Linked DNA regions of Homo sapiens: region 2 is linked to region 1. A link is a loop called in an ENCODE intact Hi-C map of the cell type or tissue named here. Cell type or tissue: CD14-positive monocyte. All regions are shown on one strand.

Region 1 (2,500 bases):
CTGATAAAGCACAGAACAGGGAATGCAAACCCAGGCAAGGGGACCCTGGCTGGTTGTGATCACAGTGAGACATTTTGGAGTTTCAGATCTTGGAGGAAGAGAAGCACTAATGTTAATGATACCTGACCTTGTTCTCTAGTTTCTTGTTTTTATTTTTACTTTTTCCAACATTCTCCTTACACCACATATTTTTCTACCTTCATGTTTTTGTTCAAATTCTTTTCTCCCACAGGAAGGTTGTTCTTCTCTTCTGGCCTTTAGGTTTTCTTGTTTTGTTTTGTTGATATTGCAAAAGGGTGGTTAAAATGATTTGGTAGCTGAAAAAATTGGACATTTTATTTGTGTTATGTTATATTGTGCTGTTTAGTAAAAATATGTGAAATTTCAGTGTTTCCTAGAATATAATATATATTACTGAGAAGTGACTCTTGCATTTCACATTAATGGAGCTACAGGTGACTTACAGATGTGCTCGTGAACAGAGGAGAAGCATGCTTATGCTATTTTTCCACTAGATTTGGATAAGCTGGAATAAAAAGATATGGTCCTCATTTTACATTTCATCTCTGATATGAATTATCTCTGAACCTTTTTAAAGACCTGAAGTCTCTCTTTATGTTTCCCAAATTTGTATTGCTGAGAATTATTTGCCCATGTTCCTGAGATATTACAAAATTAAAAAATCCTCAATACTTAAGTATTAAGGGCTGTTCCCACAGCCCTTTTAGTACTGTTCTTATGGATAAAAGTGTTTCCAAATACAGCAAATGTTTCATCTTCATATATTAAAAAATGTGGACAATACATAAAACTCTTATCAGAATATTGGGCTCCTTCCTTGTTTCTCAAATGGCCCTCCAAGATGTCCAAGGAGGTGAGCATTCTTTCTGACCACATGGAAGGTGCTCTCTCCAGAGCTGTGGCACTCCATTAAAACAACTCTGCCCACAGAGTTCAAATGCTGAGGGTTGCAAGAAGAAAAGTAAGCTTGAATCTTTGTAGGTAAGTGGAAAAGAGTTCTCCTACAAGGGAGTCTCTATTCTTTGAAATAACCCAAATCTGAAACCCTTCATTTATAAATTAAAGAAGAAACCTGCTGAACTACACTGAAACCAGGGAGAGAGAGAAAAGCAATGTTGCTGGCAACTGTGCTATATACTCAGTCAACTGTAACTCTTAGGTGAGTAAATCCTGCATGTGTGTAGAGATCTGGTAGTGTAGAAACAAAGGCTATGACAAAGAAACCTAAGAAATCTTTGATCTCTTCTTAAACTTCCATTCCCTAGAAATGGAACTGGGAAAAGTGAAGCCGCATTTGATTCCACAAACACTTGCAACCATCTTTCAAGTATCCTGGACGGAATCAAGTCCAAAGTGTGCTTTGCCAAACCCAAGGGAAATTCACTCCATATGTTTCTGATTCATGTATAGTTTAATCATCAAAATATTGTTTTGCAAGGACTAGTTTTGTCCAAGAAAGCTTTTATGAGCCATTTGAAAACACTATCTTGAAAACAGGAAGTTCCGTTTTGCCAAGAGCTAACAGACGCCTGAGCAGAGGCTCTGGATTTGGTTGTCGGGGCAGAAGCCCTGGATACCGAGATTTCCAACATGGCAGAGCTGGCTTTATAATTCCTTCGGGGAGTCTGTGTTATGTGCCCTCTCCACTCACCAGAATTATAGAACTCTTTCAGGGAAAAGAACCCAAGGGAAGGGTGATCACGGGCTTCCATGATTTCCACTCAAACTCATTGCCCTTCATGGAATCGCATGCCCGCTTCCCCCCACATTCCATTTGCTAAATGATGGTTCAGAGATAACTTCTCTACTGAAATCATGTTGGCATTGTAGCCGTTAAAAGCCTAAGGTAGAATTTCACAAATGAGCTTGGAAAACAGCAGCTTCAAAGGAGCTATTGACTCCAGGAAAAGGAAAAGCAAAATTCTCTTTCTTCCTGAGTTTCTTTAATTTTTTTTCATGGCAAAATATGCATAACATGAAATTTAGCATCGTGACTATATTTAGGTCTTCAGGCTTGTGGCATAAAGTACATTCACAGTATTGTGCAACCATCACCACCATCCGTGCCTCTCCAGAACTCTTCATTTGCAAGAGTGAAACATTTGCCCGTTAAACAATAACTTTTCATTCACCCTCCCCTCAGCCCCTTGAAAACATCATTCTACTTTCTGTCTGAATTAAGGAGTAACTAAATTCATCTGGTGATGTGAGCTTTTTTTGTCACTAAAATGCGAAAGGACTTTTGTTGTGTGGATTCTTGTTCAAGGGATATTGGATATATAGTAGGAAAATGTCTTTGATGATTTGATGAGAATTGTATAATTGACACAAATGGACTCCACTGATCCCCAGGCAAATCATGAAACTAGAGTTCAATGAAGGCATTTCACCAGGGAGTTCTGCTGCTGTGCTGCTTTTTGATGATCTGATAGTAAAAATGTATAGAATCTTCTTTTAAAAAAGAAAGAAAGAAAGAAAG
Region 2 (2,500 bases), 530 kb after region 1:
TCTGGATACAAGATCAACACATAAAAATCAATAGCATTCCTTGATACCAATTAGAAAACATAGTAAAGAAAATATTCTCATTCACAATAGCAACAGAAATGATATTGATCCTGAGAATAAGTTAAGCAAATTACGTTCAGGGCTTTATAGGGAAAATATCAAAAGTTGCTGAAAAAGGAAAAAGAAAAGCTGAATACATGAATAAAAAGAAAGATTTAATACTCTTTCCCCAGATGAGTCAATAGTTCAATAAAGGTAATTTGGAAAAAGAAGTACAAGGATGGGAAAAGAGCTGTTTCAATTATCTATTGGTATATAACAAACCTCCCACAACTTAATGGCTTGAAGCAAACATCATGATTCTGCAGTCTGGAATGGGCTCAGCTTTGCAGTGCTGTTGTGCTTGCAGGCGGTCACTCAGGTGGCCCCATTTAGCTGGGGACCAGTCAGCTGGGTTGCTAAGATGGGGGCGCTCCTCTCTTTGCCTAGGAAGTCTCAGGGCCTGTGGGCTCTTCCTGTAGGTCTCTCCAGCAGGGTAGCCAGACTGCTCACACGCTGGCTCAGGACTCCAAGAATGCTAGGCCCTGCCTAAGGTTTATTTTTTATTTTTATTTATTTATTAATTATTATTATTATTATTTTTTTTTTTTTGGAGACAGAGTCTCCCTCTGTCCCCCAGGCTGGAGTACAGTGGCATGATCTCGGCTCACTGCAACCTCCGCCTCCTGGGTTCAAGCGATTCTCATGCATCAGCCTCCCTAGTAGTTGGGATTACAGGTGCCTGCCACCACACCCGGCTAATTTTTTTTGTTTTTTTAGTAGAGACAGGGTTTCGCCATGTCGGCCAGGTTGGTCTCAAACTCCTGACTTCAGGTGATCTGCCCCTCTCGGACTCCCAAAGTGCTGGGATTACAGGCGTGAGCCACAAGGCCCAGCCCCTTGCCTAAGGTTTAGATCAGGAACTGACATAGTATTACTTCTAGTTCATGCTAAGATTAAAACAAGTCACAAGGCCAACCTAGATTTGAGGGGAGGGGACTACACAAGCGTTTGTATACAGGAGGTGTGTTCATCATTGAATCTGCCACCAGGGGCCTATCACCCACCAAGATTTGTAAAGTTACAGTATAGTGTTTGTAAAGTTACATTGTAGTAAAGTTACATTGTAGTGTTGGTGCAAGACTAGATAAATCAGTCAATGGATCAGCATAGAGACCCCCGAAACATGTCTGCATATGTGGAAACTTGATGAAAGAAGTGTCATTATACATCAGTAAGGAAAGGATAGACTTTTAAAAGTAGGGGTGGGACAAATGATACTTTGTACCTATGATGCATTTCGACTGCTATAATTCTTTGACACTCCTCCCTTTAAGATATGGAGTGTAATTCCCTTCCCATGGACTGTGGGCTAGACTTGGTGACTCACTTCTAATGAACAGGGTAAAATGGGACAGTGAGTGACTCTAGAAACTGTCATAAAAGGCACTGCAGCTTCCTACTTACTCACATTTTCTCTCTGTCTTGCCTCACTCACTCTGGGGGAAGCCAGCTGCCATGTCATGGGGACTTTCAGGCAACCTTGTGGAGGAACCAAGGCCTTCCACCAACAACCATCTGAATGTGCCACCTTGGAAGCAGATCTTCCAACATGGCCTTCAGATGTGTCTTAGTCTGCTCAGGTTGCTATTAAAAAAAAACTACAGGCCGTGTGTGGTGGCTCATGCCTATAATCCCAGCACTTTGGGAGGCCGAGGCGGGCGGATCACCTGAGGTCAGGAGTTCAAGATCAGCCTGGCCAACATGGCGAAACCCCGTCTCTACTAAAAATACAAAAAATTAGCTGGGTGTGGTGGCAGGCAACTGTAATCCCAGCTACTCAGGAGGCTGAGGCAGGAGAATCGCTTGAACCCAGGAGGCGGAGGTTGCAGTGAGCCGAGATCACGTCATTGCACTCCAGCCTGGGCAAAAAGACGGAGTGAAACACCATCTCAAAAACAAAACAAACAACAACAACAACAACAAACTGGATGCCTTAAGCAACAAACGTTTGTTTCTCACAGTTCTGGAGACTGGGAAGTCTAAGATCAAGATGCCAGCAGATCTGGTGACTGGTGAGGACCTGTCTCTTGACTGGCTGTGTCCTCACATGGCAGAGAAAGAAAGAGCTCTGGTCTCTTCCTCTTTTCGTAAGGGCACTAATCTCATCATGAGGGCTCCATTCTCAGGACCTCATCTAAACCTACTCACCCCCAAAGACACCACCTCCAAATACCATCACACTGGGGATTAAGGCTTCAACACATGAACTTGGGGGGACACAAGCATTTAGTCCACAGCAAGATGACTGCAACCCTGCCCCACAGCTTAACTGCTGAGCCAGAACCACCCACTAAGTTGTTCCCAGATTTCTGACCCTCAGACACTATGAGATAATAAATGTATATGCTTCTAGGTTGCTAAACTTGAGGATTGTTTGTTATGCAGCAGTAGATAACTA

Evidence for each region. A loop is a pair of places that touch in the nucleus more often than their neighbours do. Peaks named below come from ENCODE experiments on the same cell type or tissue, not always from the same donor. Only the 100,000 strongest peaks of a DNase experiment are listed, where the experiment ranks them.
Region 2: it touches region 1 in a loop (4-fold over the local background); 1 of 110 quality-filtered maps calls a loop at or near these places.

What each region holds. Positions count from the first base shown.
Region 1 is chr6:12,966,405-12,968,904 of GRCh38, forward strand. All of the region lies in intron 4 of PHACTR1 (phosphatase and actin regulator 1), which reads left to right. Among named protein-coding and RNA genes, the nearest start is that of PHACTR1, 250 kb to the left of the region's middle. In CD14-positive monocyte, no CTCF peak of the experiment used is centred here; a DNase peak (open chromatin) is centred at 1,527; H3K4me3 peaks cover 927 bases.
Region 2 is chr6:13,498,961-13,501,460 of GRCh38, forward strand. No RefSeq gene overlaps it. Among named protein-coding and RNA genes, the nearest start is that of GFOD1, 13 kb to the left of the region's middle. In CD14-positive monocyte, no CTCF peak of the experiment used is centred here; a DNase peak (open chromatin) is centred at 1,511.